2 separate regions of the Homo sapiens genome follow, and region 2 is linked to region 1. The links are chromatin contacts, found by POLR2A ChIA-PET in ENCODE. All regions are on one chromosome and are shown on one strand. Each heading gives the region's core, a stretch centred on a gene start or an enhancer-like site at or near the end of the contact. The rest is flanking DNA. Distances are from core to core; before and after follow the strand shown.

Region 1 (6,541 bases), core at 3,342-5,841:
ATTTGAGTTCTGCCACAGGGACTCCAGAGGCTGGAGATGAGCAGTGGATGCAGGGACTGTGCTCTCCGAGCATCCTGGCCAGCCTCATGCTGGCTGCCCTTGCTAGACATTCCCCCAGCTGCCTGCACTTCCCCCATCAAAGCACTTGTGATGACGTGCTTGGTTTCTGCTTCTCTGGACAGCCAAGCCCAGGAGCCCCTTGGAGCAGGAGCCAAGGCTGCTGCCTTCTCCTTATGTCCCCAGGGCTCAGTTCAGAGCCAGGCCAGAGAAGGTGCTCAGAACATACTGAGCTCAGCTGGAACTCAGCTAACATACTGGTTAGCTGAGCAGATGAATTCACTACACAGGAGAACCTGATGCCTGGAGAGGATCAGTAACCTGCCCAAGGTCACAGAGAGGTGGGACACAGTGGGACTAGCATTGCTAGTGTGAGGCTATCCAAAGCCCCATCTGCCTCCCCTTTCAGGCTGCTCCTGTCTGGATCTGTTAGTCCTCTTCCTGGAGGGCGGGCTCCTTCGAAAGTGGGGATTGGGCTTCAGTCGTCTCTGAGACCTTTGCCTAGCTAGAAGACAGGGATCCTATTTGGAAAGGACTGACAACTTGTCCAGAGCCTCGGTCTTAAGTTCCAAAATTTTCTGGGGTTCAAGGACCCCCTTGGGATGGTAACCAGTGGGAGACCTGACATTGTCCCCAAACCATCTCCACATGACCTCTTGTGGCTCCAGGAAAAATGGGGCAGGAGGGCTGGAACATGGCCAGAACTAGAGCTTCTGCCATGAAAAGATGCCTGGGTCTCCAGCAGAGACCCACCGCCCCAAGTCCAGTGGGTAACTTTGGCCAGGTCTTCACCTGACCTAAACCCACCTGTATTGTGTTTAGGGGCTGGGGGTAGGGAGAGAGTTGCTGGTCTATCTGCGCCCTTCCTGGTCTGAGAGACTCTCAAGGTCTTTCCCATCTTTAGGCAAGAACAAGGGGTTCTGACCCATGTCTTCCAAATTATTCTCCTAGGGCCCAAGGAACGAGCAGCCCCATGAGGCATCACTGGCTCCCCCTGCCCTCAGTGGGGCTCTAGGGAGTCATTTGCTGCTCCAGCCGGGTGGGCCCTGGGTCTTTGCCGGGCCACCCACGTGGCAGCCACACAACATGCCACAGTGACCTCCAGCTCACCTCCGCGGGTGCCCAGCCCCCTCTGGTCAGCAGGGCTCCCTGGCAGGGCATACCAAGCTCACACCAGGCCTCTGACCTCGGGCATTCCCTCCTGACTCCCAGGCCCCCTCCCCAGCCCCAGTGCCCACTCCTCCTGTCCCTGGCTTTCTGCCACTCAGGCTGGAGGAGGCGGGGGGGTGACAGCTGTGTAAGCGATGGTGGCTGCCCCCTTCCTGCCCCTCCCCCCCAGCTGTCTCTCTCCCATGACAGCTGCCCAATCAAAGGGCTGGGGGCTTAGCCAGCTCACCCCACATGCAGGGATCAAGTGTCCACCCTGCCTTTGTTCTGGAGCAAGAACAATCCGGGGGAGGGGAGGGCTCCTGGGGCCAGGCGATTCAAGTAGACTGGCCCGCCCCTTGGGGGATTCCCTCCGCTCTGCTGGCCAGAATGTCTGGACCAGCTAGGGCCTGTGGACCCACCTGGGCTTCACTCTCCATCTCACATCCCCCCACATCCTCTCAGCACCCCCAGCTCCCCACCTAGCAGCCCCCTTCTCCTATTCCCACTCCCAAAGCAGCCATGCTAGCCACACCCAGTGATGCTGGGGAATGGCTCGGAGCATCCAGGGAGGCAGGGTGTGGTGGGGGTGGACCCTGGGCCACAGCACGTCTGCATCGAGGGCTCCTAACTCTCCTGCCCAATCCCTTCTCTGGAGATGCTCACTCTCCTAACTAGCCAGGCCTTCATAAGAACTGCCCCAGCATCTTGGACACATGTGCCCAGCCTCTTGGCCTCCCAGCCTCCCGGGATAGCCAATCATCTACAGTTGGGAGAGGAGGAGGGGAGTGGGAAGCCTCAGGTGAGCATCCTGGGGTCCACAAGTTCCAGCCTCTGGCTTCTTGATTCAGATCTGCCACATAGACAAAGTGCCAGGAAGGGAAAGGCAGCTCTGACAAGTTGGCAGGTGCCAGAAATGCTACAGCTTCCATACACCATCATTAGGCAGCCCCCAGGAGTCTTCGGAACCAAGGGAAACCAAGTCAAGCCCGGGCCCAGGCTGGGCTCCAGGAGAAAGGCCACAGCCTCATGGTACCCATCCCCTCACTCTCTCATCTACATTGAGAAAGGCCTCTAGCTTCCAATCTCCATGCTGAAAACTGTATGCTTACTCTGCTGCTCAACAGCCACCCATGGCTGCCCAGTCCCCAAAGAATAAAGCCTGAACTCCACAGACAGGCCATCAAGGACCTTCATGATCCAGCCCCTGTCTCTCTTGTCTCATCTCCACCCCATCCTTCACACATGCCAGGCTGCAGAACACACTTAGCACCTCCAGCCCTTCGGGCCTTTCTCCAGGCTTACCTCAGCTCAAAACGCCCATCCTCCCCACTCTCTGTCAAAATCCTTCTCAAACGCCACCTCCTCTGTGAAGCCCTCCGCAGGCTTCCAAGTCAGATGTGATCACTCAGGCCTCTGTGCCCCTCAAAGATGTTGCTGCAACTCAAAGAAGTCCCCGCTGGGCATTTCTGAGCCTGTCTTTCCACTATACACAGAGCTCCAGAAAGAGGAAATTTGAGACAAGACCAGGGTCAGTGTGCAGGGAGAAGAGTTAAGGTTCATGGGGCCTGGGGACATTTGGAACCAAAGATGGGGCTGAGGGTCCCGGAGGAGTAATGAGAGTAGAGTGAGAAGACCCAGACATGAGGGCCAGCCACATGGGCAGAGGTAGGACCTGCCTGGACAGGATTCCTGGTTCCTTTCTCAGCATCCCCAGCCCTACTCCTGCCGTTTTACCAGGACTAGGAGCTCCCTAGGTATGCTGCTGGGGTGGGGGATTTGGGCTGTGCTTTAGGTTTTCAGAGGGTGGGAGCAGAGTGGGTCTCCTCATGGAAGAGGGGGACTGGAAGAAGGGCTGGGGGGTGGGGTACGTTTCACAGAGTCGAGTTGGGCTCAGCCTGTCACAGCTGGAAAGGTCTTACCAATCACAAGAGGGGCTCGCGGCCCAGAGAGGAAGGGAAATGTTTGTAAGGCTACATGGGAGACAACTGGCAGAGCTGGAGAACCCAGGGGTCTACCTGTGCAGCTCAGAGCTCTTTCCTCAAGATGTCAGCGCCACTGGGCAATGGTGATGGAGGCTGGAGGGGCAGCAGTGATGGGAGTAGGGAGGGTGGACAGCCTGTCTGGGGACACAGGGTGGGGCAAGCCAGCCTCCTCGTGGCCTGGGCCTGCCAGGGTGTGTGGGCTGCCTGCTCCCAGCCCCCCACCCTGAGCATGCAAGAAGAACAATCCCCTTGTGTTTGGGCAGCCTGAGCCTGCATGCTGATGAAGGCTAGGGGGTGGGGGCTGGGATGGGGGTGCCCTGGAGGTTGAGGGGGCTCCAGGACCTGGGAAGACCAGGGGATTTTTTCAGATGGGGAAAGAATAGGGTCCCAGGTACTGGTCCTGAGGCAATGAGGGTGACCCAGGGAACAGGGAGGGCAGGAGCTCAGCTCCTAGGGAGTTCATGGATTGTAAGAGCCTTTGTGGCGGAAGGCAAGCCCCTGGGGACACATGTCCTGCTGGTTCAGCACGAACATGAGCATCCTGGGCTTGGTGGGGAGAAAGGAATGCAACTGGCCCTGGGTGCATCATCACCTTGGAGACCACTCCCCTGGGTGCTGGGGCCGGGTGGGGCACTGGGTGCCACAGGTCTCAAGATGGCGGGCCAGGGATAGGGGAGAGAGGAGGCGGGCACCTCCCTCTCCTGGCCAGGCAGGCATGAGGGCCAGGCTGAAGTGAGTAGCAGAGCCTCCCACCCCCACCCCCCAGGACCCCAGCCAAGAAGCTAGGTCAGAGCTGAAGGGCTGAAGAGCTATGGGGCAAGAGGGACCACTCTGAGCCCCCAGCTGTCATCTCCATACACCCCTGGCCTGGAGGTCTGTATCTGGCTCCCCCAACGACTGCGGAGGATGGGAAGGAGTGTGTGCCCAGCCAGGAGCTACAGGGGAGTGGCAAGTGAGGGCAGAGATGGAGCAGAACCAGAACCCAGGGCAGGAGTCAGAGAGAGGAGCAGGCGCAAAGGACAGAAACAGCGAGTGGGATGGGGGCCTCAAATCTGGGATCTAAGGTCCAGGAAGCCCCTCCCTGGTGCCAAGGGCGCCTCTGGCAGACCAGCGCCTCCCACCTGTGCAGGCCTCAGCGGTGTGGGACAGAGAACGTGTTCCTCGCAGTCTCACAAACCTGCGACCCCAACCGAGGGATCTGGGCGCGGGCTCCCTGCCCCCGGGCGAACCCCCAAACTTCGCGGCCCGCCGTGCCCCGCCCGGCCCGCGCCCTACCTCGCTGGGGCTGTCCTGCGGCGGCGGCGGCGGCGGCACGGCGGCTGGGCCGCTCAGTCCCACATTGTCCCCGGGAGAGGCGGCCGCTCACAACTGCGAGTGACATCAGCTGCGAACAATGAGGGGTTTGACAGGCGCGGAGCCCGGCCGGCCCGGAGCCCGGCTCCGCGCCCCCCCCCCACCCCCCGGCCCGCCCGGCCCGGCCCCTCCCCGCCCCCTCCCCGGATCCGATTACAGAGCGGCGGGCCCGCCCCAGCCGCCCCAGTGCCGCAGCCGCCCGCCCCGCCCCGCGCGCCGCGGTGCGCCCCGAGCGGCGGCCGCTTCCTGGAGGGCTCGGGCGACCCTTCCCCTGCCACTCCCAGAGCCCCACGGGTTGGGGGTAGGGGCGTCCGGCCTGAAGCCCGGTCCCCAGCCACGGCCTTCCCCGCACCGCCCGCGCTGCGCCCGGCTCCAAGCCCCTCCGCTCCCGCCAGGCCAGTCCTTCCGGCCCGGGCCGCCCGCCCGGCGCCTCTGCCGAGCCCCCTGCACCCCCATCCCCGCCTTGGCCCCGCCAGCCCCGGCTCCGCCTCGCTCCCGGCCCGCGTCCCTCCGAGCTCCGGCTGGGACCCTGCGCCCCGCCTAGCTCCCGGCTCTGCTCGCTGCGCGCCATCCTCCGCTCGGGCTTGCGCCCACCAAGACCCGCTCTCCTCGGCCACCCACAGCTGCATGGCCCGGCCCTCGTCCGCGCAGGACAGGCTGGAGGAGGGGCCTGAGAGCCGTGTGGCCCTGTGCACCCGATCCTGTGATAACCCCAAATCTACCCCCGGAATTCCTTTTGGGGATAGGGTCGCAAGGAACGGGCTCCGTTGAGTCTTTTACTGGGGAAGGGATACTAGTGGGGGTGATGAACTGTTCTCAAGTCCGCTGGGCACCCCCCGCCCTCGGGGAAGCAACTATTCCTTCCCCCCCACTCCTCCATAATCGGCTCAGCCTGGTCCCACTGACCTCCACCTCCCCCCACAGCTGAGTCTCTTGGCACCTGGGTATGTGTGGGTGGGGAGGGGAATCCAATCTCCCTTCCTCTCCATCTGGCCTGGTGGACAAAGGGCAGGGGGACCATCTGGTCCCGCCGGGGTGGGGGAGGGGCCCACAGTGTTGGTCCCAGGGGTGGGGGAGGGGCGGCGCTCTTTAGAAGCAGGAGCCGGTGGGGTCTAATTGCATCACTTTATTTCACCGACCTCCACTCTGGCTCCCACCCCACAAGCCTCAGAGCAGGAAACAAGCTTGGCTGAGATGCCTCAGGCCTGGTAACCTGAGGTGTAGAGCACCCAGAAGGAAGGGTAAAAGCAGGGGGCAAAGCGGTGGCCCTCCCTTTCTGGGGGTCACTTCTGGGCTGGGGCCAGCTGAAACCTGTGTCCAAGTAGCTTTCAGGGCTGGCCACACCCTAAGCCTTGCAAAAGGGCCTCCTGCAAGGGCTGGCCCATGGGGTCCCCACCTTCCCAGCCAGTGAGGTTAGCATGGTTAGGAGTCCACATGTGTGCAAGTGCTTGTGTGGAGGCTCATGTATGCATGTGTGTATATGCAAAGCTGCACATGACAATGTGCATGCCAGTCCAGAGTTAGATGTACCTATGCAGTTGCCCTCAAGCGAAGGGTCATATTTGGAAACAAGGATGGCTCTAAACATGTAAGCGTGCATGTGGGCATGTATGTATCTGGGGCCTAAGGAGGTGGGGAAGTGGGTGTTGGGGTAAGGGCTGGCCTTCAGGGCATTTGCAGAAGGAGGAGTGGGTGGGAGGGAAAGGCTGGGCAGAGCAGGGGAAGGAGTGAAAGCCAGGCAGGAAAGTGGAAGAACAGGAGAAGCTCATGTAATGGATTACCCTCCACAGGATTATGTTCCTTGATTCCTGAGAGTTTTTTCTCTTGATTTTACCCCCTCAGTCTATCACTGCAAGAGAAAGAGGTAGAAAAGACAAACAGACCACAAAAGACAAGAACCCAGACATATAGACAGACGCACCTGTTGCATGTGCATGAGCCAGAGCCTGGGAGAGAAGAGAGAGCGTGCAAGAGAGAGCTCAGAGCAGGCAGGCAGCCCA
Region 2 (6,541 bases), core at 2,514-5,013, 110 kb after region 1:
CAGCAGAGAAAGGTGGATTTCATAGAGATTCCAAACTCGATCCTGGTGTAAACTGAAGACAGGGGTGATGGCAACCTCGGTCTGGCCTGAGAGCAAGACCTGCCACACAACGCCTTGGAGACCCTGCACATGTCCTGCTGCCCCCAGAGGGGCCGTCATCTGTCTCTGGAGATGACCTTGCCCTGGGCTGGTTGCTCAAATCATCAGAATCTCCACCCATGGTAGGTCCAAGCCCAGGTCCGGAAGCCACAACAGGCAGCCCAGTGCTGGTCTGGTGGCAGGAGGGCTGGCATGGGAGGGAACCGACACGGCTGGCCCCATAAGTTGCACCTCCTCTTAGCAGGCTGACCTGCAGTTGCCCAGACTCTACTTCAAAGCCTCCTGAGGTAGCCAAGAGACTTACCTGCCAGCATGGACCAGCAGGCCTGCCAGGCTCGTCCACACACCGGCAGGGCCACGTGGGAAAAGTGCGGCAGGTCCCAGCAGCTGCCAGAGCACCCTGAGCCCGCAGCTTCTTCCCATCGACAGTGCAGGGGGAGGATGGTGTTGAGAGCAGACCCTGTAGATCCAGTGGGACTGGTGGGGATGGGGAGTCCCACTGGGGGACTGATGGGGGATGGGCTTCTCTTGAGCACCTGCTCTGCACTGAGCACAGTGCATTGCTTACCTTGTCACCAGAGGAGGGTATCACAACCACTTCACACAATAAGAACCCAAGATTCAGAGAGGTTAGGTCACAATGTTGAGGTCACACAGCTGGCAACAGGCAGCTCCCTCCCCACCCAGTGTAGGCCAGAGAAAGCGTCCCGTCATCAGGACTCAACACAGCTGCCCTCTAGTCAGTCCAGGCTCTGAGGCATGCAGGCTCTGCTTCCACCTGGAGGCTGCAGAGGCTGTGAACCCACTGACCACGTGGTACTGACAGCTCCTGGGACGATCTAACACCACCTCCCATTCCCCAGGGCAGGGCAGGTGTGTTTGAGGATAAAGACCTCCTTGGCTGGCTGAGCCCCAAGAAGCTGAAGACGGAAGGCACGGGCGACACACAGACACAGGGAAAACATTTGTCCTGGCTTCCCCAGCACAGGGGCAGAGGGAGGACCCTATGGAAGCCCTCAGGAGCAAATGGAAACTTGGGTGCCTGAGGCCTCTGAGTCCCAACAGAAGCAGTCAGTGGGGGCCAGCCAGAGGGAGGTGGGTGCATGCAAGGGCTCTGACTGCCCTTGTTCCCCGACACCCTGAACAGCTGCAAACAGGGGGGTCCTGGCCTCAGAGGCAATCCTGGCAGAGGCCGTCCCAAGTCACCATTCTCATTCTGTTTGGGCCCTGGGGATGGGAAGATTGATTAAGTGTCATCCAGCATAAGCCACTCCTGCAACAAGTGCAATGAAGTCAGGTTTAATTTTGAGATTCCTGTGCCCTCACTCACGCAAGGAGGAAGTCACCTGGCTCCAGTGAACACGTGTGGAACAGAAATCAGGGCCACTGAAAAGCCACCACCCACTTGAGAGGGCTTGTTCTCAACAAACCTGACTCAGATGGGCCCACTTTGGGCCTTTAGTCAGATTTAGAGAAAACCCCCGGCTCATCCAATCAATGTGCAATCAATTTCTACACCATGGCAGAGGTAGGAAAAGCCAGTCACATGTCCAAATGATGAGTGAAAATCAAGGCATCGTGGAGCCACCTCCTCCAGAGGGGGAGCCACAATCTCAGGACCCCGAAGGAGCAGACATTTTCAAGTGGCTCCTTTACATTAAGCAAAATGTGGTCCTCTCATTCGGGTCTGAAGCATCATTTGTGTGTGAGCCCGGCCCACTGGGGACCTCTGGCTGCCAGGTGGAGAGCCTCCTGGTGCAGATAGCAAGGTGGAGGGCAGAACTGCAAAAATCCAGGGCTCCAGTATGGATGTGATTCCCACAGAGTTCAGTCCCCTTTATTTACCCAAGTCCCATGGTACAAATCCCTGGCCTGCCACCTGCAAATCCACCGAGCTCCTGATTCCTGCTCCCCTGATCATGGTGTTGCTCTCTGCATGATTAGCTGCTGGTTCTCCAGACACTGCTTCAGCTTGTCTTCTGTCAGTGTCAACCGCTGCTCCAGAATGGAGACTGTCTGCAAAATAAACAGTGGTTGGGTCAGAACACAGAAGGGCCGCCAGGCTGCTCTAGGGACCCCCTTGGCCAGTCCCCACTTGGCTGCCTCAGCCACTGCCCAAATGCCAGCTGGCTCTTTCCACCCAGGGGTTCTGCCAGGCCCCTTGTCTCTGGTGCTATTGGGATAGCCCTTGCCTTTATGTCTGCTTCTCCTGGCTCTGGATGGCTGATCTATAATGTTTGTGGGCAGGGGGTGGGGACACAGTGAGGGAAACTAGATGGCAGGTCCCATAGCCTTTGGTCATTTCTCAAGAGAACCAAGGGGTCAGGAACCCCCCACCCTGGTGGCCTGGCATTTATATTGGAGTTCTGCAGCAAAACCAGTTTCCTTGTCTGAGCCAGGCACTGTCCATAAACAACTGGAGACCATCAACCACCTCCACTCCAGAGGTGAGAAAATTGCACCCACAAATGATGGCACTCCACTTGGGTCCTTCCCCTCACACCTGGAAGAGCCTCCCAGGCTGGCAGGGGACAAAGGCAGGGAGGTGAGTCCCCTGATCCCAGGAGGGTCTCTGCCTGTCCAAGTCCAACGAATACTACTATAGGATATGTCATGTGGGACTTCAGCCCAGGGCAATCACAGGCCATGACAACTTCATCTCTCTGAGCCCACTTTCTCCTCCTTCGCCCAGTGCGAAAGACAACCAAGCTCATGGCCTAGGTAACTCAGCAGCCCAGCAGTTGCTCACTCTGACCATGCTTGTCAGAGTGCTTGTCAGGCAGATCATGCTGCCTTCCTGAAGCTGGGCCCTTGCTCTCCTGGCCTCTCTTACACACCCAGCACAATGGCTCACCTGCGGACCTGGCTGCCTGGCCTGCCAAAGGCCCCCAGCTGCTGGAGCTGCATGTGCTTCATGGGCCAGGGCCAGTCTTGCAGACATAGCTCCCAGACAGGCTGGGAAAAGCTGCCCTCCTCCTCTGGCTTTGGATAGAGTGTCAGCAGAGGGGCAGCACTGTCTGGGAGCCTGCATGCTCCCCAAAGAGGGGCTGGACCAGAGCAAGCCTGCCCCACTCATCACTTGCGCGGGTTGGACCATGCTGGCCATGACGCCTTTGGCATCATTTCACTTCCCTCTTTAGGGTTGGCTGAGTGCCTTACTGTATGCCAGGCCCCTGCTGGCCAATGGATGAGCCCATGTGAGTATGGCAGCCTTGACTCCGGTACTGTGCAGCCCATAGGCATCAGGAGGGTCAGATTAACCTCACCCGTGTGCTTTCCCAAGAGGTTTTGCCCCCTTCCCTGGGGCTCCATGAAGTCCTGGGCCTTGGTCCAGTGGAAAGGAAACTTTCTTTCATACATTTAATAAAACATTGAAACATTTTAGAAGGGAGTCTCCCCCTTTAAGGCTGCTATAAATTCTTGCAGCGTCCGGCACAGACATTAGCTGCCATGGAGGGTGCTCCGCCTGGTGGCTGGCCCCTTCTAAATGGGCCAATCAGGGCTGTGAGGGCTCTGAACCCTCTGTCACTGGACAGAGCCTGGAAAAATTGCTGCCCATGGAACACAAACTGCACCCTAAGAGGCAGAGCTGAGCTGAAAGAGACCATCACATTCCCCCTGTGCTGGCCAGCCAGCCGGGGAGGGGGTCTGCAGCTCGTAAAAGTGGCAGCGGAAACAGCCCCTGGCTGGCCCGGGGCAGCATTCCTGGAAGTTTCCACTGGCTGCTGTGAAACTCATAGGGCCAAAATCATTCTTCATCCAGACTTTTTCCGATGGCCCCAAACTCAAGGCCGCAGCAGAGGAGCCTGTTTTTCCTCTTCTGCCTTTTTTTTTTTCTTGAAACTTTTCACAGGAACCCAATTTGCAAACGTGGAGATAGTGGGCCCAGAAAACGTGGGTGAGGTGCTGGGCCAACGTCAATACAAGGGACTCCACTTAGTTCCATAGGGGGCCCATACTTCAGCTCAGTAGGAATGTGACCACTAAATGTGTCTAAATTATTTGAAAAGAGAAGCATCACCTGTTTCACAACCAGCCCCCTGCATGAAGGGTGCCACCCCGTTGAGGCCTTCCTCTGAGAGCTTTGAGGATCACTTCACAGCACAGTAGACAAACAGGCTTTTATGAGGCCCAACACCCCTCAAGGCAGTTTCTCCCCCTCCAGCCTAGCTTCAGAGGAGCTGTGTCATCTCTGTGTTTGGTCTCAGCTTCCCCTGTTCCTTCTCTGCCAAGGTGCCTCGTGGTGGCCACCATCAGGGAGAAAGAAGTCCAACCAGGCCCTTCCCAGCACACGTGATCCCAGCTGCCCCCACTCTGAGCCAGGAGAAGGCCTGGGAGAGCAGGATGCTTTTTGGATTTCTGTACATTAGAATGCTGTCTGGCACTCTTTGCTCCATGTAGTTAAAAAAAAAAAATCCTACTTTCTTAAAAATTTTTATATTTTTCTTAAAAATCAAATTTTCTTAATAAAGCATAGGACCTCATTTTCACAGAAAATGGTGACTCCTCATAGACAGTGAAACATGGAAATCTCTTTTTTTTTTTTTTTTTTTTTTTTTAAGACTGAGTCTCGTTCTGTCGACCCGGCTGAAGTGCAGTGGCGCGATCTCGGCTCACGACAAGCTCCGCCTCCCGGGTTCATGCCATTCTCCTGCCTCAGCCTCCCGAGTAGCTGGGACTACAGGCACCCGCCACTGCGCCCAGCTAATATTTTTGTATTTTTAGTATAGACGGGGTTTCACCGTGGTCTCGATCTCCTGACCTCGTGATCCGCCCGGCTCAGCCTCCCAAAATGTTGGGATTACAGGCGTGAGCCCCTGCGCCCGGCTGAAACATGGAAATCTGAAATGCTGCTGGTGTGCCTTCCCTCTACAAGGGGAAGGAAGGGGTTCCCCCATGATGGAAATGCCCCACTGGGCATCCAAGTGGCAAAGTGGAGACACACTCAGGGCTGGTGGCACACACAGGCAGGAGGGCTGGCAGGCCACCTGCAGGGAGTCTGTCTGGGCCACAGGCCCAGAGCAGCCAGGACAGGCCATCACAGTGCCACCGTGCTTCCCCAGCTGCACGGGAGCTGTGGGAGGAGGGCAGGAGAGCATCTGAGGTGGCAGAAGGGGTGTGTGGGGAGTACCCCTGGCACAGACTGGTTTGGAGCCATATCACGTGGCCTTGTTCAGAATGTATATGATCTTTACCTGTCGGTTCACAACAAAAAGTAAGCACATCCCCACATACCCATACGAGGGTTCAGAAAATACATGCTACCTCGGTGTACACAGGCCACTGCCATTTCCACCTGCTGCCTAGTGGCCCAACTCCCAGCGGGGCCCAGCCAAGCAGGCTGCTCTCGTCGCCTCATGCTCCGTCCAGCCCGGGAATTATCCTGCTACCAGCGCCTGTCCTCACCAGGCTGGAGACAAGGCCACACCTGCCCTGGAGGGTGAGGAGGAGCGCTCTGCAGGCAAATACCTCTGCGGCCTCCCCGGGTCCACACTCCATGGCCTGGAAGCCACGACTTTCATTTATTCAAGGAAAAATGAGCGCTGACCTTCCAAACAGTTCCTTGATCACACTGCCTCTCACCCTGTGCTCTGTACAGGGGAGCAGGGGCCAGAGGTCTGGTCCTAGCCCCTCAGAAGGTCCCCAAAGAGGTACAGGCTGTGTCAGGTGCCAGGTGTCAACAAGGGAAACTGCTTTGCCTGACACAAGCGTCCATGGCTTCTGGCTTTGGGGCAGGGTAAAGGGAAACTGACGAAGGGGTTGAGGAGTCCAGGGCTCTGGCTGCTAGAGGGGCAGCCTGGGCAAAGTGGCCAGGAAAGATGGCCCATCTCCCAGAACTCCCTCTTGCTGGGGTCCAACTCTTCCACAGTGCGGCCCCTTCTGTCTGCTGACCTTGGAGAAACCAGGCAGCTCATTCCCTTTCCTTGGACCTGGTGCTACCCTGGGAACATTCTTAAGTCCTCCATGTAATTGGGGTGTGGAGCTTAAACATGAGGGGGACCAGCAGGAGGTCCTGGGACTGGGCTCAGGGCGGTTCACCCTGATCATTGACCCTCTGCTCTGTGGGCTTCTCTTGGCAGCTGACTTTCACGGGACGCTCGTGTGTGCCAAAAACTTCAACAAACCTTCAGCGTGGGAGCTTTTATCATCCCCATTTTACAGATGAAGAAACTGAGGCACAGTGAGATTAAGTAACTTGCCTAAAGTTACACAGCTTATCAGTGACAAGCCTAGGCTGTGAGCCTAGGTGGCCTGGCTGCAGTGAGCACACTAAAGCACTGGGTAGTGTGCATCTTGGCTCTGTCCCCATCAAGAATGCCAAAGGAGAGGCCTGCTGGTGTCCCATCCCACTTCCAGCCCTGATGCCCAAACTCAGGCAGCCTGAGGAAAGACTAGGGGATCCCTGTCCTCACCCAGCAGCAGCACCTGCTGTCCTGGTTTA

Evidence for each region. ChIA-PET counts read pairs that join two places held with the same protein, here RNA polymerase II (POLR2A).
Region 2: POLR2A ChIA-PET joins it to region 1 with 12 read pairs in activated T-cell. The contact joins the enhancer-like site here to the promoter of PCBP4 in region 1. POLR2A ChIA-PET finds 5 or more read pairs at or near these places in 4 of 52 experiments (HEK293, OCI-LY7, RWPE1 and 1 more).

The regions. Positions count from the first base shown.
Region 1 is chr3:51,962,863-51,969,403 of GRCh38, forward strand. It overlaps PCBP4 (poly(rC) binding protein 4), which reads right to left and starts at 4,592. Exons shown (of 14, transcript NM_001174100.2): 1 at 4,464-4,592. It overlaps ABHD14B (abhydrolase domain containing 14B), which reads right to left. Exons shown (of 4, transcript NM_001146314.2): 4 at 5,653-6,541. RefSeq lists enhancers at 2,871-3,434, 3,435-3,996, 5,123-5,686, 5,687-6,248 and silencers at 4,282-4,551, 4,652-4,761, 4,772-5,051, 5,082-5,161.
Region 2 is chr3:52,073,871-52,080,411 of GRCh38, forward strand. POC1A (POC1 centriolar protein A) reads right to left here. Exons shown (of 11, transcript NM_015426.5): 11 at 1,356-2,115. The coding sequence ends at 2,017. Among named protein-coding and RNA genes, the nearest start is that of LINC00696, 12 kb to the left of the region's middle. RefSeq lists an enhancer at 4,513-5,432. Within about 2 kb of position 3,764, at least 5 of the 41 ENCODE cell types and tissues checked have a DNase peak (open chromatin) inside an H3K27ac peak, as active enhancers do.